Regions from separate parts of the Mus musculus genome. Here regions 1, 2, 3 and 5 are each linked to region 4. The links are chromatin loops, found by intact Hi-C in ENCODE. Cell type or tissue: heart. All regions are shown on one strand. Region 1 overlaps Rnf157 (ring finger protein 157). Region 2 has its middle 9.2 kb from the start of Qrich2. Region 3 overlaps Ube2o (ubiquitin-conjugating enzyme E2O). Region 4 has its middle 12 kb from the start of Gm26730. Region 5 overlaps Qrich2 (glutamine rich 2).

Region 1 (5,000 bases), 49 kb before region 4:
AACCCAAGAAAACTACACACAAACAATAAAGGTGAAGTTGAGGCAGGGGAGACTGCCTCAAACAAATGAAAAGGAAAGGAAAGAAAGGAAAAGAGCTAAGTGTAGACTGAGTGATTGTGTCTTTGCAAAAATACTTCTAACCCCACTAACTCCGTGTAAAAAACCCACAGCCCAGTGATTATATGTATAAGCCATACGCCTAGATTGGGCAGCTCTACCACCACTCTACTCTCTACCCCAGCTAGGAGACCCCTTGCTACCTTCAGCTTCTCCAAGCCACGTGGTTCTGCTCCATCTTCCTCCCACCTCCTCTTCCTCCATCCTTCTCTCTCTGTCCCTCATTCTCTCTGACCTCCAGTCCCACCTTTCCCTTCCACTATCCAGACACAGGCTCTAGTCTTTATTGACCAGTTCGATTGGGGGAGGGGGGAGAAGATTCACATGAAATCACGTGAGTATGTGATCCACTCCTGTCAGGGCGGCCCCTCTTGAGGAAGCAGAATTATCAGAGTACAAACAGGCCCAGGGCAACCCACAACAGCTCTCACTGCTGTATCCTGACACTGCTGCTGCGCTTTATCTCTAGAGTAGTTCAAAGTGATCATTCTCTGCCTGCCTGCCTGCCTGCCCTGCCTCCTTCCTGCCTGCCTGCCTTCCTTCCTTCCTTCCTTCCTTCCTCTTTTTTTAGACAGTAGCGATTGAACTGAAATTCTCTATGCTTCAATTGGAATACAAACTTGTTCAGCCATGCATGTTTCATTATTTTTTATTTTATTCTTTACTTTTATTATTTTATGAGTGCTTTGTGCGCGGCAGATGCCAGAAGAGCATGCCAGATTCCCTGGGACTGGAGTTACAGTTGATTCTCAAACACCATGTGGGTGCTGGAAATTGAACCCAGGTCCTCTTCAAGAGGAACACGTGTCCTTCACCGCTGAACACTGCCCCTCTACGGCCCCTCCTTTTCATGATGTTGGCCTGTTCCCATGGTGGTCACAAAATATGAATGGTTTCTACTAAGTGGAGAAAGGCCAGAGCATTCCGGTCAATGAAGTGAGTCAGAGGGAAGCGAACAAAGCCAAACCTGCACTTAAGTTTCTGTGAGGGTCTGCAGGCTCAGCCCCAGCTCACGCTGTTCACGCTGCGCGCACGCGTGCGTGCGTGCGTGTGTGTGTGTGTGTGTGTGTGTGCAGGAAGTCAGGAGCTGCTGTTTCCTTCTGGGGCTGGAGAAGAAACCCAGCCTCTGGCAGCACTTGCTGCTCTTGCACAGGACCTGAGTTTGATTCCTAGCACTCAGTTAGGTGGCTCACAGTATCTGCAACTCCAGCTCTCGGGGTCACAGACCCTTCTGGCTCCCAAGGACACCTCCACATACACACAAATAAAACTTAAAAGAAAGCTATTTATTGAAGTGAACTGTTTTTTTTTTTTTAAAGATTTATTTATTATATGTAAGTACACTGTAGCTGTCTTCAGACACACCAGAAGAGGGAGTCAGTTCTTGTTACAGATGGTTGTGAGCCACCATGTGGTTGCTGGGATTTGAACTCTGGACCTTTGGAAGAGCAGTCGGGTGCTCTTACCCACTGAGCCACCTCGCCAGCCCGAATTGTTTATTTTTATGAATGAATTATCATCTTTCTTTATGGAAAACTGGGACTTTACGGGACAACCAGCACTTTACGAATGGAGTCAAACACTGGTATGGTTTGGTTTTGCTTTTTGATCCCAGCTTGGCCTCAGACTTCTTGTATAGCTGAGGCTGACCTTGAACTCTTATCCTCGTGCCTCCACCGATGAAATCCTGAGATTAGAAGCATGTGCCACTGTACCCAGCCTGTTTTGTTCTTACCTAACGTGTGCTGTGAACGTATTTTCTATGACAGAAATGAAATTTCTTTCCTTCAGCTTTAAGTAAAGTTAACAAGTGGTTTAAAATAAGCATTTACAGTCATGTACATTTGTATGTAAGCACAGGCATTGCTCACCGGTTCAGACGGGTGCCTAAACCAGCAGTTCCCTCACTGGGCACCAGGTGGCACTTTCCTGATGTACAAGGAAGTAACGCCAGGCTTGAAGCCTGAGTCTTGCTCTGCTGACACAGGTGCCTTGATTGGCAGGCCGCTGGTGGATCTCAGTCATTTCTCAGATTCAGTTTGCTTGGCTCCTTGCTCGTTTCACTGCCAGGTTCAGTGCTCAGACGTAGTGCGGGTGCTGAGCAAATGGGTAAATGTCTTCGCTCTCCCACCAGTAACATCTCTTTGTGCGTTTTGGGCAAGCGGCAATGTCCTCCAGTATTGACAAGCCCAGCATCCGAGTTGCTGGCTTCTGCACTTTCCGTTGGATCTCATAGACAAAGACATTTGCCATGCTGTGTTCTAAGAAAGCCGTTCTCAGCAGAGACCTCCGGTATTCCTGTTAAAGTGTGGAAGCACGGGCCGTGTGCTTTGGTATCTGCTGCTGTCTAAGCAGAAGGGTGAGCTCTATGGTGTCCCAGCCAGCTTCCAGAACCTGCGTGGAGCTTGATTCTATTTGAAAGGACTTCACCTTTCACACTTCCTTGTCCATTCCAACCATGCTTCTACTTTCTGTTCCTTGGCCTTGGGACCTTCTGAGTATCACCTACTTTCTCCTTTTTTATGCTATCAGGAACTGAATCTAAACCTTGTACATGCTAAGCAAGTGTCCTCTCTGAGTTGTTCCCTTAGCCCCTTGAGCTTCATCTGCCAGAGGAGGTTGTTAACATTGACATTCTGCATTTGCTCAGTCAGCCATCGGATTTTGAGTTTCTCTTCTGGGCTGGTCTCTCCTCCAGGAGCTCACAGGCTGCTGGGAGAGGAGACTTGCCTCATCTTAGAATAGGAAGTACGAGTGCATGGCCTAGGGCTGGATGGCGGCTAAGGCTGGACAACATATGTGTCATAATTTATGCCACTGAGCTGCGTGCCGGGATGTAGTTCACATGTAAATGTCATGTATGTATTTTACCGTAATTTAAAAATTAAAGTAAAGCAGGGATGGGGGCACAGCCCGGGTGGTGAGGTGCTGAGGGCCTGAGTTTGGTCCCAGGAATCCACAGAAAAAGCTGGGTGCAGAGGCACATACTTGGAATCCCAGTGGTGGGAGGTGAGAACAGGCAGATGCCCAGAACTCACTGTCCAGCCTCACTAGTCAAGTCGAGACCCTGTCTCAAGCAAGTGTGGGTGGCTCCTGGGTTAAGAACTGAAGGTGTGCTGGGCAGTGGTGGCATGTGCCTTTAATCCCAGCACTTGGGAGGCAGAGGCAGGCAGATTTCTGAGTTCGAGGCCAGCCTGGTCTACAGAGTGAGTTCCAGGACAGCCAGGGCTATACAGAGAAACCCTGTCTCAAAAAAAAAACCAAAAACCAAAAGACAAACAAAAAAGTGTCCCTTGGCCTCTACTGCATGCATATACATATATGCAAACACATACACACACAACTGGGAGGAGAATGCATACAAAGGATGCATGGCACATAGTAGGGCCTCAGAAGTGCTTATGTGTATTCCCTTTTTGTTATGGGTTTGTTCACATTTGATCCCTGAGTTCAAATCTCAGCAACCATATGGTGGCTTACAACCATCTGTAATGAGATTGACACCCTCTTCTGGGTTGTCTGAAGACAGATACAGTATACTTATGTATAAATAAATCTTTGGGCTGGAGTGAGCAGGGACCAAGCGAGCAGGGTTGGCTGGAGCGAGCAGAGGTCCTAAATTCAATTCTCAACAACTACATGAAGGCCCACAACTATCTATACAGCTACAGTATACTCATATACATAAATAAATAAAAATTTTTAAAAAAGGTTAGATTGAGGGTACCTGAGCCTCATTTCCTTATCCTGTATTTAGGCACCCTTCCCTAAATCCATTGAGATTTTACTACCTAAAGCCAGGTGGTGGGGGCACACGCCTTTACTCCCAGCACAGGGGTAGGCAGATCTGTTAAGTTTGAGGTCAGCCTGGTTTACAGAGGAACTTCACAGACAGCCAAAGCTACACAGAGAAACATTATCTCAAAAAACACAAACTCTTTTTTTTTTTTTTTAAACATTACAAACTAGGTGGTGGTAGCTCAATCCTGGGAGGCAGAGGGCGGGGGATCTGTGTGAGTTTAAGACCAGCCTGGGCTACATAGAGAGACCCCTGTCTCAAAAAATCAAAATAAATAAATAAATAAATAAGGGTCCTTAAGGGTTTCTTAAGGGTCAAGGCTCTGGGTGTCTCCAGAGGAGAATGGCACCACCCACACAAACCAAGTGGTCGCTGTGCTGCTCGAGAGAACGAGAGAACGCTAATCCCAAAGTCATTTACTTTGGCTTTAGAGCAGATTTAGAGTATGTGTCAGATTTTTCTGCCTAATTACTTTTTGCTTAAGCTTATTTTAAATTGGTTTTAAATTCCTTTAGTACTGCAGCCTAGGAAGTAGGGGGCGAAGAAATGGGCGTCAGATGAGAGCTGGCCTGGAATTCCCATTTCCCCCAGTTAAAGCCCCCTGGCCGGCTGCTCGCCGAGCATTAACGTCTTAAGAGTACACTTACTCTTTGATCCAGTAATTCCACTCCTAGGAATTTTTCTCAAAGAAACAAGCAAGCGTGCAGAACGCAGGGACAAGGGCGTGCGTCTACAACACACATCAGCAAAAAGGAAAGCCAACTGCTTAATAAAGCATGCAGTCATCTCTACATGGTGTCAACATAGTGGACTTTGGAGCTGTTTGCCATGTCTTTAAAATGAGAGAGAGAGAGAGAGAGAGCGTGTAGTCCTTCACACAGTGAGAGCCCAGCGAGGGAGGGCGGACTGTTTCCATTCATTTTGATAGTGTGTGATAAAATGGTCACCGAGCTTGCGCCTCTTTTTTTTTTAAAGTTTTCTGCTTAAGCATATCATGCTTTGTCATTAAAAAGCATGTATATATGTATACACATAAACACACACACACACACACACACACACACACACAAACACGCATGCACAC
Region 2 (5,000 bases), 140 kb before region 4:
GGCACACGATGCCGCCCTCATTGGTGGCCAACAGGGTCTCCCTCCGGGAGCTAGCCGACCTGGCAATTGGCACTCCAGAGGTGGGCGCGGTGAACTTTACGGCCTTGCACACACTGATAGTGTCCATTCTCAAGAGCCTCAACCTCCAAGAAGTTCTTATCGACTTCCACTACCCATCGACTGAGACTGGCCGCGGAACTGAGTCTCTGCATGGCACTCACAGCGCCCCGCATTTGCCAACCAGCAAAGAGAAGCATCAGAGTCTACCTAGGCTGTCACAGACTCCACAAGAGCTAGAAAACCAGGTGAAGGACTTGGGTAACCAGGTACTGGACCTCACCAAACAGTTTAAAACTATGGACAACAAAGTACAGGGCATGGCCACACAAATAGACCAGATCTCAGTCCCTGAACTCCAGCAGGAAGAGGAGATAGCTCTGGTGACCCAACAGGTATCCCTAACAAAGTTCTCCAAGATCTATGAATCTGAGGAGATGATGGAGAAGCCTGAGCCCACAGTCAAGATGCCCACCGAGATGGTACAACTAAAGCCCTCAAGGACTCCCAGCCTGACCAAGGTGGGTACATTAACCCTAAAAATCCTCTGCTCCTCTGGGCTACCCTTCAGGCCCTAAGCTACCCCCAATACAAGGGGTACCAGGTCTGGCTTCACAGGACTCCTCTACCTTGCAGCCCACGAGTGTGCTCCAAGACCTCATAGAAGATGTGAAAATTCTGAAGCAGGCTTCTGAGCTGCAGGTTAGGACACCCTAGGGACCACAGCTCATGAGTGGGTTGATGCTTTGCCTCTACTTTCTCTCCTTGGTTTTGTGTGTGTGTGTGTGTTTGTATGTGTGTTTGAGCACCCACATGCATGCAGTGCCTGAAGACTCCAGCAGAAGGCATCAGATCCCAGGAACTGGAGTTAGTTGTAAGGCGCTCTGTAGGTGCAGGATAACATACCGGTACCCTTCACAAGAGCAGCCAGTGCTCTTACCTGCTGAGCCATCTCACCAGCCTCATTCCATTTCCTAAAGCCATTAATAACTCATCAAGATACCTAGAATACCTAAATTGATTTAGAAGGTAGCTGAGACATTGCAGGATATTCTTAAAGTGAGTTTCCTTAAAAATTGAGACTATCCCGGTATGGTGGTTCCTTTAGTCCCAACACTTGGGAGGCAGAGGCAGGAGGATCTCTGTGAGTTTGAGGTCAACCTGGCCTACATAGCCAGTTCTTGGCTAACCAGTGCTACACAGTGAGACCTTGTCTCAAAGCAAGCAAGCAAAGTACACAGTTTCTGTTCTATTCCTGTGAGGAGACACCATGACCAAGACTTGCTTACAGTTTCAAAGGTTTGGTCTATCATCTTGGCCAAAAGCATGGCGGCACACGGGTAGACACGATGCAGGAGAAATAGCAGAGAGCTCTGTAACCAGATCAGCAGGCAGTAGGAGAGAGACCCTGGGCCTGGCTTGCCCCTCAGTGACACATTTCCTCCGAGACCATGCCTCCCAATCATTACAAATAGCACCACTCCCTAAACATTTAAATATAAGAGCAGCCTACAGGGGCTATTCTTTTTTTTTGGGGGGGGGGTTTGAGACAGGGTCTCTCTGTGTAGCCCTGGCTGTCCTGGAATTCACTCTGTAGACCTGGCTGGCCTTGAACTCAGAAATCCATCTGCCTCTGCCTCCTGAGTGCTGGGATTAAAGGTGTGCGCCACCAGTGCTCGGCTACAGGGGCCATTCTTATTCACACCACCACACTAAGTAAAGTAATAGAGAGCGCGCAAGGAATGGTAGTTTACTGCCTGTAATTCCAGCAGCACTTGGGAGGCAGAAATGAAGAATCCTGCAAGCCCCGGGCCAACTAAGTCAGCTGCAAGTTTTGAGCCAGTCTGGCAACTGGAGAAGTGGTAGGTCTTTGCTCAGCCTGCAGGGGGCAGCAGAGGACTGAGGAAAACACCCCATGGATACACAGAAGAGGGCGGGAGGTGGAGAAGGAAGGGAGGTGGGGGTGGGGCAGAAACTCAGGGTTGACCAGCTCTCAGCTGGAGAAATCTCCACACCCCAGAAGCTCAGTGTGTTTATTGCTTACAGTTGAGCAGGGAGGTAGGGCTACTGCACACAGATGTACAAGGAGACAGGTTTAGGTCATCTCTGTAGGGGAGCAGCCTCCAGTCTATAAATATTTAGGGATGAGATGTGGCTGTTTTCTGCACACACACTGTTAACATCTACACAGAGACCAGAAAAAAGGCTTTGCCATGAGCCATGATTCACCACCACCACCACCCTGAGCCTTATGGGTACGTGTGTGTGTGTGTGTGTGTGTGTGTGTGTGTGTGTGTGTGTGTGGTGGTGGTGGTGGTGGGAGGGTTGGGTGTTTACTATTCCCCCATGGCTCTGAGGATGTGGGATCCCCTACTCAGCTGTACCCGTGTCAACAGTACACATTCACAAAAGATTTCACTCAGAGCTTCCTCCACCCCCTGCAAGGGAGAGTAGAGGAATCAGGGAGCGCACATGTATATTGCTGACCCAAGGGTCAGTCCTCATGAGGGCGGTAAGGATGGAAAGTCGGATAGCAGTGCCTCATCAAGGTCACAGACACAAGCTGCAACAAGCTGGGGACACTTTAACCTTGCCTTGGGTTTTCCTGAGGGAGAAGTCCCAAAGGGTTCTTCATGTAGTGTCCTGTGAGCACGAGGAGACAGAAAGCAAAGCCAGATTCTCACACAGATCAGGCCAAGGGGTTACAGGTAGCCTTTAGAGGAAAGAGGAGCCACCAGAAAGAAAGGATGGAGAGAGGCCCAAGAGAGAAAAGGACACAAGACAGGCCAAAGGAGGCCCAGCCCTGGGAGATCTCTGGCTTTTAACCCAGCCTGAGCCTCACACAGGCCTGGGGAACTGTCACATCTCTGGTCTTGGCTCTGGGAAGTGGACCCCACTTTCTCTGTGGTTGTTGCTGTCCTTTCCTTTGTTCAGTTTTTTTAAAGCAGGGTCTCCTCGTAGCCCAGCTGGCCTTGAGCTTAACTGTGTAGTCAAGGCTGGCCTCTGACCGCTTGGTCCTTCTAGTCACCTCTCAAGGGCGGTGGTAATCAGCATGCGTGCAGCACCATGTCTGGTCTTTTCCAAACTTTAGTGTTTGAAAGATCAGTTTAGAATCTGTTTAGATCCCGGAGGTCAGCACAAGTTATAAAGAATAGTTGAGGGGGGCTAGTGAGATGGCTCAGCGGTTAAGAGCACTGACTGCTCTTCTGGAGGTCATGAGTTCAAATCCCAGCAACCACAGGGTGGCTCACAACCATCAGTTGAAGTCCCAATCACTTGCCGGGGCCCTCGCTTTTGGAGAGACAAGGCGGACTTCAAGCTGTCGAGCTGGAAGCTTTAGATAATGAGTAGCAAGCAAAGAAGCCAAGGTCAACTCTGACTGGTCACTGTTTTCACTACTTCCTTCCTTCCTTCCTTCCTACTGACCAGGAAAAGAACTGGGAACCTGGCCGGGTGGTGGTGGCGCACACCTTTAATCCCAGCACTTGGGAGGCAGAGGCAGGTGGATTTCTGAGTTCAAGGCCAGCCTGGTCTACAGAGTGAGTTCCAGGACAGCCAGAGCTACACAGAGAAACAAACCCTGTCTTGAAAAACCAAAAAAAAAAAAAAATAATAATAATAATAATAAATAAATAATAATAATAATAACTGGGAACCTGGCTTTCTATGTCACCTAAAACTAGGTGGAAACTAGGAACCAGAGACTGTACCTTCACTAAGACCCATAGGCTTCTCATTTCCTTTTCTCCTTTACACCAAGGCTGTGTGTGTGTGTGTGTGTGTGTGTGTGTGTGTGTGTGTGCACACAGGAGGGCTGAGGCAATGGTCCATTTCTAAACTCTGTTTCCAGGAACTCCTTCAACGTTTTAATGAACTGGAGAAACTAGTTAAAAGCCGAGAAGAATACCTGGTAATATGAGCAAGCTCTGGGGGAAGGGTCCTGAGGGATAGGTAGAGGACTTCCCTTCAGCCTGGCTTCTCTTTAGGCCTGGTCCCAACTCCCATCCCTGAATATCTGTGTCCTTTGTGGGTAGGGGACATATGCACTCTGCCACTAAGCGGCACTACTTCTGGGTAGAAGTGCAAGTCCTTGCCATCTTTGCTCAGGGCTCTATCCAGAATCCATGTGAGCTAAAGCACCCATCAGCCAATTCTGTGCCTCTGGCTGGTCACTGAAAGCCAGTGACTCTTCCTGAGGCTGTGGCTGTTGGTAGCACCCAATCAATCCTGTTGGTCCCAAACTGCGGGGAACGGATGTGCATGCATGCTTACACATACATGTGTGTACATTCCTACTTACATGTCTCTGTGTGTGCATTCACACTTACACCACGTGTGTCTGTACACTCGTGCTTATACACGTGTCTGTCTGTATCATGATATGTTATTCACAGGATCTATTAAGTCGGAGGCTGAATCTTCTTGCTCCGGGTGGTGAAGAAATCACCATGGTCACCTGGGAAGAGCTAGAACAAGTGATTGGTGACGGCTGGAGGGCCTCCAAAGGGGTAAAGCAAATGGGCAGCAGCACTGGGTGGTATTCCAGAGAACATCTCTCATACATTCCACTGTCTCATATTCTGCTGTTTGGACCTTCACTACTTACTTTGTAGATATTTAAAACATTTTTCCAGGATGACATTGGCACGAGTAACCCAGATAAATTCCCAGGTTTGGAATGACAACTTTACGCTTTGTCTACCTGTTGCTACTGTGCGGACCCAGCTTAGAGTCCAAATAGAAGCTTGGAGGAAAAAAGAGAGAGAAATCCAGGGCAGGCGTGACGAGAGCACAGCAGGAAGAGCTATGTGTAGTCCGTGTAAAACCTGTCATAGGCTGGGCAGTGGTGGCGCATGCCTTTAATCCTAGCACTTGGGAGGCAGAGGCAGGCGGATTTCTGAGTTCGAGGCCAGCCTGGTCTACAAAGTGAGTTCCAGGACAGC
Region 3 (5,000 bases), 220 kb before region 4:
CTGTACTCAGCACCAAGAGCAAGTTCCGTGTGGTGGTGGAGGAGGTAAGCACATAAATGGGGTGAGGGCCGATCGATGCCTGCTGCCTTCCAGCCTGTTCCCTCCCCAGTGCCCAGACCCCAGGGACCCGGGTGAGATCTGAGCATTGGAGCAGCCTAGGCTCTACTCATGGACCCGGGTGAGATCTGAGCATTGGAGCAGCCTAGGCTCTACTCATGGGTTGGCTAACTGGCACTGATCCCTCCACCTGCCCTGCTTGGGCAGACTGGAGAGACCCTGACTCCGGCTGGCTGGGTGGCTACAGTATATCTGTGTATGGTGCTGCAGATCCTGAAAGTCAGCTTCTGGCTATCTGTCCATCCATCTGATGAATGCCTGACTGGCTTGTGTTAGGAAGGGTTCGGGCAGCTATTTGAAGGAAGCGTCCTATGCACTGTCCTCAGGTGCAGGTTGTAGAACTGAAAGTCACGTGGATTACCAAGAGCTTCTGCCCCGGCGGCACGGACAGCGTTAGCCCCCCACCTTCCATCATCACTCAGGAAAACCTAGGCAGGTGAGTGAGCGTTCCCCCACCCCAGAAACCCAGCATTCACCCCTAGCATGTATTGGTCTGCCTATAAATGACCAGGCATCCCACGGAGCTCTCAGAAGTGCTGCCAAGCTCCCGGTCTTTCTCTTCAGGGTGAAGCGTCTCGGATGCTTTGACCATGCTCAGCGGCAGCTTGGGGAACGCTGTCTGTATGTCTTCCCAGCCAAGGTAGAGCCGGCCAAGATTGCCTGGGAATGTCCAGAAAAAAACTGCGCCCAGGGGGAGGGCTCTATGGCCAAGAAGGTATGTCCTTGAGGTGGGCGGGTATGGGCACTCAGAGAACTGGCTGTGAGCCATTTCCACAGCCAGCAAGGTGGGTCTGGGCTTTAGGCCTTAGGGAACAGCCCTGAGGACCCTCGCTGGCCACTTAGGTGTGTATAGCTCTACTCCCCAAGACAATGTCTGGGGCCAGGATGGCCCCTGCCTGCCTCCGTCTACAGCTCCCTCCCCTTTGTTCTGCTCTTGTAGGTGAAGCGTCTGTTGAAGAAGCAAGTTGTGAGAATCATGTCCTGCACCCCAGATACCCAGTGTCCTAGGGACCATTCCATGGAAGACCCAGACAAGAAAGGGGAAGCCAGAGCCGGGAGTGAAATAGGGTCTGCTAGCCCGGAGGAGCAACCTGATGGATCAGCCAGCCCCGTGGAGATGCAGGATGAGGGGTCGGAGGAGCTTCAGGAGACATGCGAGCCACTGCCCCCCTTCCTCTTGAAGGAGGGTGGAGATGACGGGCTGCACTCGGCAGAGCAGGACGCAGATGATGAGGCGGCTGACGATACAGATGACACCAGCTCTGTGACCTCCTCCGCCAGCTCTACTACCTCCTCCCAGAGTGGCAGTGGCACTGGTCGTAAAAAGAGCATTCCCTTGTCCATCAAAAACTTGAAGCGAAAACACAAGAGGAAGAAGAATAAGGTCACCCGTGACTTCAAGCCTGGAGACAGGTGAGTTCCGAGTGTGTTCCTTACCCTGCGGTGCACGTGTAGACTCAGTAGCCGGAGCTCTGTGTGCCCTGTAGGGGCTATGGCGCTCCCATCGCCAGATGATAGTGGCTAGGGTAGGCCTGGGTACGTGGGAGAAGATAGCGGCTAACCCTCCCTAGCCTGGCTTGCTGGGATCACGTTTGGGGCACCGTACAGGTGAGCTTTACACACACTAGACATTCACCCTGCCCGTGTGAGACTCGGTTAGGCCTAGAAGGTGGAAGGTCACCTGCTCTGTCTACAAGAAGCATATTTTTGTGGCCTGGCTCCTGGGCCTACACTTCACAGGGTGGCAGTGGAGGTTGTGACCACGATGACCTCAGCTGATGTGATGTGGCAAGATGGCTCTGTGGAATGCAACATCCGCTCCAACGACCTTTTCCCTGTGCACCACCTGGACAACAATGAGTTCTGCCCTGGGGACTTCGTGGTGGACAAGCGAGGTAGTGCTGCTTTCTGGGGGGAGGTGGGGTGCATCGGACTTGGGGTCCAGCGGGTGCCTGTGTGGTTGAAGTGTGCTTGCAGGCAAGCACCCCAGAGCTCTTCAGTTAGTCACTGCCCTCCTGATTTCCCTAGTCCAGAGCTGCCCAGACCCTGCTGTCTATGGTGTGGTGCAGTCTGGGGATCATGTTGGCCGTACCTGCATGGTGAAGTGGTTCAAGCTGCGACCAAGTGGGGATGACGTGGAGGTGAGCATGCCGTCCTGCTTCCTTTGGGTGGGCTTGGGCAGAAAGGGGGAAGCCTGCCTCATCCAGCCCTGCTTTTGCCGCAGCTCATTGGAGAAGAGGAGGACGTGAGCGTCTATGACATTGCTGACCACCCTGACTTTCGCTTCCGCACAACTGACATTGTCATCCGCATTGGTAACACGGAGGATGGGGCTCTACCCAAGGAGGATGAGGTAGGTGTGATGAGGTAGACTGCAGCTTCTGTCTGGGTGGTGGCTGCAGTCCCTCACACTGCCACCAGATGCCACCAGATGCCACTAGGAGCTCAGACCTGAATGTCTTTGAATTCTGATGGCTGGCATGGCTGTGTGGACACTGGCAGTTAGGTTCCCTCAGGGGCTACCCTCCATTGCAGCTGAGAGCCCACACAGTCAAGTGCAGCAGAGCCTAGGCAGGCTTAGAGATGGAGCCTGAGCTAGAGCTGGAGGAAAGGCTGGAGTTGTTGAGAAAGGTCAAGACAATCTGGACACAAGGGGCAGAAACAAACTCCGGTGGCAGGGTACCCACCTGGGAAGAGTGCCAAGCCAGGGAGGCCAGAGCACTACCTGTGGGGAGAGAATTGCTGCAGACTTGGGAAAAGACATTTAGTGTTTGCTACAGTCCAGGGGATGGGAGGCGGCTGGGTGGAACCCACTAGAGCTTACATCCTTTGGAGTCTTGCCCCTGCACCCATCTGACCCTCATCCCCTCTGCCCTTTAGCCCTCAGTGGGCCAGGTGGCCCGAGTGGATGTCAGCAGCAAAGTGGAAGTGGTGTGGGCTGACAACTCGAAAACCATCATCCTGCCACAGGTGAGGCTCCAAGACCCAGACCACTGGCCACGTAGAATCCCGGCCTCCTCTGTAGCTTTCCCACTTAAGCCCCAAGGACAGGGACAGCGGCTTTCTAAATCTCATGGGTGTACGAGGTTCCCAAACCTCTAGATCACCACAGTGCTAGGAAATGCAGGGTGCTCCCTGCTGCTGTTTCTAGGACAGTTGTTAGCACGTAAGGAAGGGAAGGAAAAGGCTGGCCCGATTCTAGCCATCTCCAGCTGGCCCCCTTCTTCTGCCATACTTGGGCTGACCCTGTTTTCCAGCTCTGCTTTCCTGGTGTACACAGGGGGCCGGGCCAGATGGAGAGTGGCTGATCCCTCACCTCGGCAGCCATTCAGTGGGAAGCAGGCCACAGTGTGACCAACTCCAGTGTCCCTACTTTGCCTTCCAGTAAGGTTACCTACTCATTCCTGGTGCAGTCCACACAGACCTTATGTCCACACCAGTACCTGGCCTGAGTCCTGGTGGTAGGCTGGCTTTGCTGAGGTTCCTTGTGCCCCTCACTCACTCCCACTGGCCAGATGCTAACGGACCGACTGCCCAGAGCCTGCCCTAACTTAGCTCTGTGTACTGCTTGGGGTGCAAGATGGGCAAAGGGTCTGTTGCAGAGAACTGGGAATCTTGTAGCAGAGACAGGATTTCAGATGAAAGGTTGAGAACAGGGAATGGGGGATGCCAGAGCTCCCCAGTATTAGAGTTCTGTCTGGACTTAACTCCTCTTCCCGTAGCACTTATACAACATCGAGTCTGAGATTGAGGAGTCTGACTACGACTCCGTGGAAGGCAGCTCCAGTGGGGCCTCCTCGGATGAGTGGGAGGACGACAGCGACAGCTGGGAGACCGACAACGGGCTCGTGGACGATGAGCACCCCAAGATAGAGGAGCTGGCCGCCATCTTGCCTGCCGAGCAGCCCACTGCCCCCGAGGAGGACAAGGGCGTGGTCATCAGTGAGGAGGCGGCCACGGCTGCCATCCAGGGCGCCGTGGCCATGGCTGCCCCCGTGGCAGGGCTGATGGAGAAAGCTGGGAAGGACGGGCCTCCCAAGAGTTTCCGGGAGCTGAAGGAGGCCATCAAGATCCTGGAGAGCCTCAAGAACATGACTGTGGAGCAGCTGCTCACAGGCTCGCCCACCTCGCCCACCGTGGAGCCTGAGAAGCCAACCCGAGAGAAGAAGTTTTTGGACGATATCAAGAAGCTACAGGAGAACCTCAAGAAGACCCTGGACAATGTGGCCATTGCTGAGGAGGAGAAGATGGAGGCAGTACCCGACACAGAGCGCAAGGAGGAGAAGCCTGAGGTGCAGTCCCCAGTGAAAGCCGAGTGGCCCAGTGAGACACCTGTGCTCTGTCAGCAGTGCGGTGGCAGGCCTGGCGTCACCTTCACCAGCGCCAAGGGCGAGGTCTTCTCTGTGCTGGAGTTTGCACCCTGTGAGTCACCATGAGTGGTAGTGTTCTTGCCTGCCTCTGCCATTACCCTGTGTCCTGGGGGATTATAGTGAGCCGCCCCGGGCTTCTCTCCCTGCTGACTGTCCTCTCCCCGCAGCAAACCACTCTTTCAAGAAGATTGAGTTCCAGCCCCCGGAAGCCAAGAAGTTCTTCAGCACAGTGCGGAAGGAGATGGCTCTGCTGGCCACCTCGCTGCCCGATGGCATCATGGTCAAGACTTTTGAGGACAGAATGGCAAGTGGGCTGCTGGGAACTCGGGGAGGCGCCTGGGTACAGATGCCATGGGGCATGGGGGTGGCAGTGCTACCTTGCTGTGGTTCCAGACATGGTGGCTCAGGTAACTGAGGTATCAGAATAGAGCCCTGCAGCCACATGGACACCCTTCTGGGAGAAGCACTGTATCCATGTAGCTGTAGGAGATTGGAGCCTGCTAGGAGGAGGCT
Region 4 (5,000 bases):
ACCGCCATCTTCTTGCTTTCCTATTACTACAGGGGCAGAATCCCCTGCCCCATGGGAAGCTCAGGGTGAGTGGGGCAGGGACTGGTTCCTGTGATATCTGCCAAGAGTAGTGCAGAGAATGTGGCACAGTGGAGTGGGGGCCGCAACACAAGACTCAGTGACCTGTCGGCAACTGGAGCTTTTTGCCGAGAGGGCAGTGGGGACATGGGGAGATATAAGTCAGGCTTGTCCCTGCCTGGGCCTACACTTCCCCAGGCCTCAACCTAGCTCTCCTTTCTGGCCTTATTTTAAAGCCCCTATTAGTTGGGCCTGGTAGTATATGGAAGTGGAGAAAGATTATGAGTTAGGTCAGCCTGGGCTACACGCAAAGATAGTCCCAAGAACCGTAAAATGTTCGAGGCCAGCCAGGTCTACAGAGTGAGTTCCAGGACAGCCAGGGCTATACAGAGAAACCCTGTCTCGAAAAAACAAAAAACAAAAAAACCCCAAAAAACAAAAACCCAAAAACGATAGTCTTTATTAAAGACAACTGGTGGTATGTGTTGGCATCAGGACCTCCCAAACCTATGACATCACATAGGTGACAGCAAAACCTGCAGACTGGTTGCCAAGGCAACAGGCACCCTATTCCCAACATCCACTTGGCTCACTTTCCACCTTTACCTGAGTTACGTCATTCTCGATATAAATAAGGAGAACTCCCCTCCCTCACACTCTCTCCCCCTCTTCTCTTTCTGCCGCCACCTTCTCTCTCTTCTCCCAATAAAACCTCGTCCACGTGGAACTGTCTTGGCCTAGCGTGCTGTTGAGATGCAACCCGCCATTCTAACACATCAGTGTGTGTGATGTCTTTCCAGGTCGGGTGTACACTGATGGCGGCTGCACACATCTTTCTTTGGCCTTTCTGTTCATTCATTCATTCCATCAGTCACTCGACGAGCCTCAGGCTGGAAGACTCTCCTGTGGGTGCGCAGGGCGCTCTTAAACACACTCAGTAAAACCGAGCCTTGGTCCTAGAACCCTTGCTTCAGGGTAGTTCTGGATCAAGGGACTAAGACCTCCCATTTCCCACCACAGAGGAAGGATCTGCAAGTGTTGTGCTGGGGAGGAAAAAGGCCTTCTCTGCACCCCCACCCCTATCCAGCAGCTCCGGAGACCCCAGCCTGAATGTGGTCTGCCTCTGCCCAGCCACCTCCAGTACCTGGGGCACTGGTGTGGACTCTTCACTTGTATCCCAGTCACAACGAAGCCACATTCTTCTTTATCTGTCTTGAGACAGGGTTTCTCTGTGTAGCCCTGGCTGTCCTGGAACTCACTCTGTAGACCAGGCTGGCCTCGAACTCAGAGATCCACCTGCCTCTGCCTCCTGAGTGCAGGGACTAAAGACATGCGGATCAGGTGAAACCACATTATCTTACCTCAGTCAGCTGCTCTAAAGTGCCTTAGCTTTCTTAGTCGATACCTGTTCTTACTCCTCTGGTGACAGAGCCATCTCTGCCTTACTTCTCACAGAATAGATATCTTCCTGGGACCCACCTTCCCACCCTTCAGAATCCAGGACACATCTGTGCCTCTCTGGTGGGCCATTCCCCTGTGGTGGTTTTTCCTTTAACCAGTCCCCACAGTCCTTGTCCCTCCTGTGACTGGCAGGACATAGATTTGCTGTGAATCCCAAATTCTCAAAAGGACTTTCTTTTCTGCAGTCTTAGCAGGGAAGGGGGATCTCTTCCTGTCTCTTCCCTCCCAGGCTTTCCCTAGTTTTCTCTCTACCTACACAGACAGGTTATTGAAAACCCCAGCGATGTTTGTGATCTTGCACAGGAACAAGGGCAAACGTCCCTATGCCTGGAGTCAGGGAGCCTCTGTCCTCATGTGTGGATTGAACCCCACGCTGCCAAACAATGCAAATCAGGATGCCCAGCATGTGAAAGCGCTGAGTCACATTCTGGGAACAGGAGCCCTGGGGACCATGCCCTTCAGCAGTGCGTGCTGCCGCGTTTGCGTTGCAGGAGTGCCCCGGGGGCTGCGCTGGGCTGCGGGAACATGCTTGTAGGTGCAACTGGGCTATGGAATCGCGCTGGGAGCTGCAATTGGGCTATGGGAGCACTCCGGGGACTGCAACTGGACTGCACCTGGGCTGAGGGAGCACGCCCAGGGCTGTGAGGGCGCCCCTGTCCAGGCCAGAGCTGATCTCCCCGCAGCACCAGCTGGACTAGGAGACTAGCGATCACGGGATTCGGGGCGCGCTGGGCACCCACTAAACTTCCGGGGCCAGACCGCAGGCCCCTGGTCCAAAAAGAACTGCCCCGGTTCCAGACGACGCCTGCACTTCCTCTCTCCCTAGCGGCGCGCGCCCCCTGGTGGACGCCGTCCTGCTCGCTGCTTCCCCACCGCGCTGGGCTCTAAGCTCCCCGCAGGAGAGTGGTGACCCCCTTCCCAGAGCCAGCCCAGGATAGGAGAATAGTGGAAAATGCCGTGGTCTGAAAAGATAACGGTGTGAGCTAGTGTGCATACGTGTGTGAGCATATGAAATGATACATGTGTAAATAAATAAGCGTTGTGTATGTGTGAGTGGATGTGGTATGGATGTGCACATAGTGTAAATGGGGCACTGGGTGGGTGGCTGATGTGTGATTAAGTGATCCATCGTGGAGGGCAGGGGCAGGGTGTATGTCTAGTGGCCTCCAGTGTCCAGGCACGGTTGGGTAACTCCTGAAAGCCTTTTTGTGATACTCTAGGGATTAAACCTAGGGCTTTGGAAGTTAGCCAGGCCACACTCTTCTTAACTTTGTTTTGTGTTCTGAAACAGGGTCTTACCACGAAGTCTTAGCTGGCCTGGAACTTCCTATGTAGACCAAGCCAGCACAGCGGGTAGCCAGCTTCTGCCTCCTGAGTGCTGGGGCTAATGGTGTTTGCCACCACACCTGGCTCTTTTTAACTTCTATATTTACATTTGTAAATTCTCTGAGAATTTCATTCATGAGTACTGTATTTACATCATTCCCACCATGCCCTTCCCCCTCTAGCTCCCCCCAGGGGTGAGACCTTAAGAACTTTCTCCCACTGATGAACCAACTGGTGTCACTGTGTTGGTCTTGTCTAGGTAGCCATATTGTTGAGATTTCTTGGGTGTAATTTCCCCTGCTGTGTCTACAAGACACTGTCTTGTTGGTCCTCGGGTTCTTACAACCGTTCCGTGAATCAGTCTCTCTCTCTCTCTTTCTCTCTCTCTGTGTGTGTGTGTGTGTGTGTGTGTGTGTAGGTTGCATTACAGCTTTACCAGGTTGAGTTGTGCACCCCACAGACTCTAATTCTCTGCATTCAGATAAAGTCAGCTTGACACCAGCTAGAGTCATCAGAGGAAGCAGTTTCCAGTTGAGGAAATGCCTCCATGAGATGCAGCTATGCGCGTCTGTAACAGTCTCCATCTGAAAAAGAAAACAAAATCATTCTTTGATGAAAAGCAGGAGCTACAGTCATCTGATGGTCTAACTATAGAAAAGTTATTTATTTTATGTGTGGGTTATATGTGCATGTCTGTATATCACATAAATGCAGTGACCATGGAGGTCAGAAGAGAACGTTGGATCCCCTGAAACAGGTACTACATACACCACTGCTATGTGGGTGCTGGGATTAGAACCTGGGTCCTCTGGAAGAGCAGCCAGCATTCTTAACTACTGAACCACCTCTCCAGACCCTGGCCTACATATTTAAACTATAATTAGAAAGTATACTGGTTTAGGAAAATGACTGTAGTTGGTTCTCATATAGGGCCTATAACCATGAACCCACATAGCCTGGTCTTAAAGTCTGTCCTGGCTGGCTTTGTGTGTTAGCTTGACACAAGCTAGAGTCATCAGCTCAGTTGAGGAAATGCCTCCATGAGACCCAGTTGTAAGGCATTTTCTCTATTAGTGATCAATGAAGGAGGGCTCAACGTATTATGGGTGGTGCCATCCCTGAGTTTGTGGTCCTGGGTTCCATAGAAAGCAGGCTGAGCAAGATATAAGGAGCAAGCCAGTAAGCAGCACCCCTCCATGACCTCTGCATCAGCTCCTGCCTTGGTTCCAGCCCTGCTTGAGGTCCTGTCCTGACTTCCTCCAGCGATGAATCATCATCTGGAAGTCTAGCTGAATTCACACTTTCCTCCCCGACTTGCTTTTTAGTTATGGTGTTTTTTTCCCCTCTGTAGAAAGCCTGACTAGGACAAAGCCCTTCTGTAGTGCAGGCAGGTCCTGAATATAAGAGAATCCTGCTTCAGCATCCTGGAAGCTCAGCCCAGGCGAGCACCTCTTGGATCTGTGTTACACAGCTCTGACCCGGCCTAGCTTAGATTCCCACTTTAAGATTCAGAGGTGTGCTGGAGCGATGACTCAGGTGTTAAACTCACTGGCTGCTCTTCCAGAGGACCCAGGTTCAATCCCCAGCACCCGTTATGGCAGCTCACATTTGTCTGTAACTCTAGTTCTAAAGGATCAGACACCTTCACACAGACATAAATGCATGAAATGAGGGGTACAAAAGATCCAAAGGAAGCCGGGTAGTGGTGGTGCACACTTGTAATCCTAGAACTCGGGAGGCAGAGGCAGATGAATCTATGAGTTCGGGGCCAGCCTGGTCTACAGAGTGAGTTCCATGACAGCCCAGGCTCTCCTACCCCAAAAAAGATCCAAAGGAAACTGAGCTCAGTGGCTCAGACCTTTAATCCCAGAACTAGGGGGATAGAGTCAGGAGGTTTGCTCCAAGCTAGACTACACACTGAGTTCCAAGTCACCCTGAGCTACAGTTCAAAATCCTATCTAATAAAATATAGCAATAAGCCGGGCGTGGTGGCACATGCCTTTAATCCCAGCACTCGGGAGGCAGAGACAGGCGGATTTCTGAGTTCGAGGCCAGCCTGGTCTACAAAGTGAGTTCCAGGACAGCCAAGGCTATACAGAGAAACCCTGTCTCGAAAAACCAAAAACAAACAAACAAACAAACAACCCCCAAAACAA
Region 5 (5,000 bases), 130 kb before region 4:
ACCACTAGGAAGCAGATGGTGTGACATGATCATGACCCTTTTGGAAACTGGGAGGCATCCTTAGGCTGGTGGTTCTTGAATCCAACTGACCACCCAGGACCAACAGTCATTGGTGGTAACCAAGTAAGACCATAGGGAGAAGAGGGAAACAGGAGGGCCAGGCTGAGTGGCTTGCCCTGGAAGCCACTTGCCCCTCCAGACCCAGAGATATCCCTGTACCTTCATCTGCACCTCTCACATTCCTTTGTTGTTAGACCTTACATCCTGGGTGAGACAGATGTGCAAGTCCACTGCTCACACCTTGTGCTGCAAGGACTTTGCGTCATCAGGGCCCCGGGAGAACACAGGACTTAGCTACAGAAGCTGTGTGCATTAACCCAATGGAGTTCCCCTCCCACAGCGGGTTTTGTCATTAATGCTGCCTGCTGGCGGCAAAGGTACTTGAAAAACCATGTGCTGGGTAGAGATCAACTGTGTACTGTGTGCAGCGCCTTCTGTGACGCTCTGAGGAGGTGGCGACTGCCTGTCTCACAGCAGGGGACAGGCAGAATATGCCACACCATTGGTGAGACATAATACCCTTACCCCACCTCCCTGCCCCGCCTTTCTTGTCTGTCCCGCATGCAGCTGGACAAGCTCAGAACCATCATTGAGAGCATGCTGGGCAGCTCCTCCACGCTGCTCTCCATGAGCATAACCCCACACAAGTCCACCGCCTGCCTAGTGCCCGGCCAGATCGACCCCGAGGCCACCTGTCCGGCCTGCAGTCTGGATGTGAGCCACCAAGTCAGTCTGCTGGTCCAGCGCTACGAGCAGCTACAGGACATGGTCAGTGGCCTCGCTGCCTCCAGACCCTCCAAGAAGGCCAAGCTGCAGGGCCAGGTGAGTGTTTCTCTCTGCCCAGCTCCGTCACAGGGTGGCTGGATGTGGAGTTAGGAGTGTATGGGAAGGGTGGACTTAGTGTGGGTGGGACACACAGTGCCTATCACAGGATGCAGGCACAGTTGCAGGACACACTGCCCCTCGGTGGCCAGTGTTTCCAACACTTTGCAGATGTCCCCTGGAGGGAAGGCTTGCTGCCGGGCTGAGGGTCACCACCAGATCTTGCTCTTGGATGCAAGAATTGAGATTTGGTTCACACTGTTGCCCACACCTCACCTCTCGGGGATCATGGGACAGCCATAGGACATGTGAGCTTCAGTCACCTCTTGGATGCCCCCAAAGGCCACTGATGCCAGTCTACCAGCATGTAGGGGGATTGGTGACAACATCCAGAGGAGGACACAACTGTCTTGGATGCCTCTGAAGAAAGCCAGAATGGATTTGAAGGGAGCGCATGTGCTGGGTGATGATGGTTTTGATTTTAACGTGTACGCGTTTCTTTGCGTGTATGCATGTGTGCATCCGTGCACGTGCACATTGCATGGCATACTTGCAGAAGCCAGAGGACAGCTTGCAGGAGTCAGTTCTTTCTTTCCATGATGTAGGGTCTGACGGCCTTGTGTGGTAGCCCAGATTTGTTCTAGAACTTATCTTCCTGAGCATGGGGGGGAGGGGGGGGTGTCACATTCTAAGTTCTAAAGGCAGCCTACCCATGGGACTGCTTCATGGGTTGCCCCAGCAGCCTCCAAAAACTCCCCTGTCGCTGCTGCAGGATGAGGAGCTGCTGGGCCACGTGCAGAGCGCCATCCTACAAGTCCAGGGTGACTGTGAGAAGCTCAACATTACCACGAGCAACCTCATTGAGGACCATCGGCAGAAGCAGAAAGACATTGAAGTGAGCAGTGGCAGAGGCTCGCCCGCCCCACCCACCCATGCCGCTCACTCGGCTCACTCTCTCGGCATTGCTGACTCTTCCCTTTCTCTGTCCCGCGGGCCTCCAGGTGCTGTATCAGGGGATAGAAAGGCTGGATAAGGAAAAGGCCAACAGAGAGCACCTGGAGATGGAGATTGATGAGGTGAGCCTCTGGCTCCTCCCCAGCCATTGTGAGGGGAATGGGGGTGGAGGAGTTGGGGTGGGGAGGGCGAGGGATGTGTGGGGAGCCGGGAGACACGGAGACACAGGACAGACTGCCCGAGGAACATCCCCACCCCATGCTGGTCTCTCACACAGAAAGCCGACAAGAGCGCTCTGGCATCCAAAGTGAGCCGGATCCAGTTTGATGCCACTACAGAGCAGCTGAACCACATGATGCAGGAACTGGTGGCCAAGATGAGCGGACAGGAGCAAGACTGGCAGAAACTTCTGGATAAGCTCCTGGCAGAGATGGACAGCAAGGTGGGGGTGGGAAAAGACACAGGACAGGTTGGGCTGCTCGCTCGCCATTCCTGGCCCTGCCATCGGGGCACCACCGCTCTCTGCAAGCATAGATCGATCCCTCCCACCTCCACCCCACAACCCCATCTCCCTGCCGCCTCGAGCTCACCTGGTGTCCACCCTCCAGCTGGACCGCCTGGAGCTGGATCCGTTGAAGCAGATGCTGGAGGACCGCTGGAAATCACTGCGGCAGCAGCTCAAAGAGCGCCCTCCACTCTACCAGGCCGACGAGGCGGCTGCCATGCGGAGGTGAGGCCCGGAAGGCAATGGGGAATGCTGGGCGGGCCCCAGGTGAGCAGTGCATGACTGATTCTGCCCAGAACTGTCAATCAGGTGGAGGGACTGCATTTTAGAGTTGAGTAACTTGGCCAGATCCTTCCAATAGTGGTGGGGAAAGGCAGAAAGGAGGTGCAAGGCTCTTGGGGTTAGATTGCAGTACACTGGATTTCTGGGGGCAGAGACACACCTCCAAGGTGTCCCTTTGGAAACTGGCTTAGGGAAATCCCACTCATGTCCACCAGGGGGCACCAGAGGCACATACAAGCTACTAGGCTGGCTAGCTGGTTCAGAATGCGTGCCTGCAAGGGATGGTTAGCACCAGTTGAATTCCCAGGAAGTAGGGCAGGATTTGCCACCCGTCCTGCTGGGGCGGGGGGAGGGGGGGGACAAGCTCTCTGGATCTCACTGGCTGTGTCCCATTCCTGACAGGCAGCTCTTGGCTCATTTCCACTGCTTGTCCTGTGACCGTCCCTTGGAGACAACTGTGACTGGACAGTGAGTGGGCACACCTCAACCACAGCATCTGGTGGCAGGGAGAAGGCTTCGAAGCAGGGATGCATCTCCCCATACCCACTCGTCTCGCCTCTTGTCCTGGGTTCATCTCTGTCCCTGGTCCCCTCAGCCTTCCTATGGGGCCCATACTGAGTAGTGAGGGCCGTCCCGTAGAGCATGGAGGTGGGTGGCCTAGACGTGGGATTTCTCTCTCTCTCACGCCCCTCCCCCTTCTCTCTGTCCCTGCCCAGAGTCATCTCTGTGACCCCCATAATTTCGAGCATGCCAGGGCACCGTTCCGTCCGGCCTTACACTGTGTTTGAACTAGAGCAGATCCGACAGCAAAGCAGAAAGTATGGGACAGTGGGATCCTGGGCAGGGGAGGGGGAGGGAGGGCAGGGGTGGGAGGGGGCAGAGATGACTTGAGAATACACACTGGGAGTAGCCTAGAGGGACTCTGACCGGAAGCACCATGGAGGACCTGAACTTCCTTTTTTGTTTTGTATTTGTTTTTGTTGTTTATTTTGTGGGTTTTTGACATTTTAAGCGTTTATTTTGTTGGGGAAGGGGGCTTTTGTGTTAGGGAAAAAACTTTCCCCAGCAAGTCTGGTGGTCCCTTACCAGACTTTTAGAGGTGTTGAGCTGCCCAGTGACCCTCAGCCCTCAGTCAGTTCCCGAGGGCCAGTGCAGTTCACACCTGCTCCTGCACAGCAGGGGCCTGGAGCCAAAGCAAGGGTAAAGCCCACAAGGTCCTGCCTGGTCCTGGGCTGACCTCTTTCCTCACGCCTGGGTCTCACAGCCTGAAGCTGGGCAGCAGCTTCCCTCGGGTTGACATGTCACAGATGGAGAGAAGCGTGGGGCGTCTGCACAGCATGCACTCCCGGATGCTGATGGACATGGAGAAGGTGCAGGTCCACTTCGGAGGCTCTGTGAAGGCCAGCAGCCAGATGATCCGAGAGCTGCTGCACACCCAGTGCCTCAGCCACCCATGCTACAAACGGTAGGACAGACAGAGTCCAGGGACACACAGGCCCCCATGAAGGCCAAGCTTGGCTTCTGCTCCCCCCCGCCCCCCGTCCATTGTGGGGTGGGGGTTGGGGGCTGGGGTTGGGGATGGGAACAAGGGTGAGGGTGTACTGTGAGTGTGCACACACACACACACACACTGGTGCGCACACACACACACACACACACACACACACACACACACGGTGTGACACGTTGTGTGTAGCTTCAGGCTTACTTACCAGCCTGTCCCAGGTAACACTCCTGGGTGGCTCAAAGTGATGACTCCCCCCACCCCCCACCCCCACCCCGTGTCTGTCTACATCCCAGGGGAGCAGACACAGCAGATTACAGCTACTCGACTGTATCCCGTCGCTGTGGGGGCAGCCACACCCTCACCTACCCCTACCGGCGAAACCGCCCGCAGCACCTGTCTCCACTGGAGGAGATCCAGATCGCCATGAAGGTCTGTCAGGAGCCATGGGAAGGATAGTCCCGCCATGCCCCTTCTGGAAAACCACCTAAAGTCCCATCAACTGGTCCTCTTTCTTCCCTCCCTCCCTTGCTGTCCCAGGGGTTGCTAGGTTACTGCCAAGTTACCTCTCCAAAGTTGCTGAGGCAGGCCTTGAACTCACGATCCTCGAGCCTCGGACTCCCAAAGTAGCTAGGATATACAGGTCTGGCTTGCCACTGGGTAGAACGCCATCCTTCCACCTGATTCCCAGGCACTACCCTACCACCTTCCACCACGGGGCCGCAGAGTTCCACAGTACCTCCTTCCATCTTGCCCTCAGACCAGACTCCATGCAGGGGCCTTTCATTTTTGAGAGTGAGTCTTGCTATTTACAGTCCTGGCTGGACTGGTACTAGCTATATATCTCCCAGACTGGCCTTGAAGTCAGTGGGA

The links. Peaks named below come from ENCODE experiments on the same cell type or tissue, not always from the same donor. Only the 100,000 strongest peaks of a DNase experiment are listed, where the experiment ranks them.
Region 1: a loop joins it to region 4, with 3.0 times the contacts of the local background. A loop is called at or near these places in 22 of 42 quality-filtered maps.
Region 2: a loop joins it to region 4, with 6 times the contacts of the local background. A loop is called at or near these places in 12 of 42 quality-filtered maps.
Region 3: it touches region 4 in a loop (3-fold over the local background); 3 of 42 quality-filtered maps call a loop at or near these places.
Region 5: it touches region 4 in a loop (8-fold over the local background); 41 of 42 quality-filtered maps call a loop at or near these places.

Annotation. Positions count from the first base shown.
Region 1 is chr11:116,365,350-116,370,349 of GRCm38, reverse strand. The region is part of intron 2 of Rnf157 (ring finger protein 157); the gene reads left to right. Among named protein-coding and RNA genes, the nearest start is that of Foxj1, 32 kb to the right of the region's middle. In heart, no CTCF peak of the experiment used is centred here; a DNase peak (open chromatin) is centred at 2,049; H3K27ac peaks cover 1,128 bases.
Region 2 is chr11:116,461,030-116,466,029 of GRCm38, reverse strand. It overlaps a transcript of Qrich2 not described here. Among named protein-coding and RNA genes, the nearest start is that of Qrich2, 9.2 kb to the right of the region's middle. In heart, a CTCF peak has its summit at 1,928 (motif pointing right); a DNase peak (open chromatin) is centred at 1,939; H3K27ac peaks cover 1,005 bases.
Region 3 is chr11:116,540,878-116,545,877 of GRCm38, reverse strand. Ube2o (ubiquitin-conjugating enzyme E2O) reads left to right here. Exons shown (of 18, transcript NM_173755.3): 6 at 1-44; 7 at 444-553; 8 at 682-832; 9 at 1,058-1,530; 10 at 1,858-2,012; 11 at 2,146-2,258; 12 at 2,342-2,470; 13 at 2,998-3,087; 14 at 3,840-4,539; 15 at 4,655-4,791. Among named protein-coding and RNA genes, the nearest start is that of Sphk1, 11 kb to the right of the region's middle. In heart, a CTCF peak has its summit at 2,529 (motif pointing right); a DNase peak (open chromatin) is centred at 864.
Region 4 is chr11:116,316,529-116,321,528 of GRCm38, reverse strand. No RefSeq gene overlaps it. Among named protein-coding and RNA genes, the nearest start is that of Gm26730, 12 kb to the right of the region's middle. In heart, no CTCF peak of the experiment used is centred here; a DNase peak (open chromatin) is centred at 2,328; H3K4me3 peaks cover 849 bases; H3K27ac peaks cover 1,001 bases; H3K27me3 peaks cover 1,139 bases.
Region 5 is chr11:116,444,041-116,449,040 of GRCm38, reverse strand. Qrich2 (glutamine rich 2) reads left to right here. Exons shown (of 14, transcript NM_001033267.2): 3 at 628-882; 4 at 1,655-1,777; 5 at 1,884-1,958; 6 at 2,114-2,278; 7 at 2,445-2,566; 8 at 3,026-3,091; 9 at 3,340-3,441; 10 at 3,888-4,088; 11 at 4,424-4,559. Among named protein-coding and RNA genes, the nearest start is that of Qrich2, 7.8 kb to the left of the region's middle. In heart, a CTCF peak has its summit at 2,825 (motif pointing right); DNase peaks (open chromatin) are centred at 2,349 and 2,850; H3K27ac peaks cover 1,221 bases; H3K27me3 peaks cover 2,614 bases.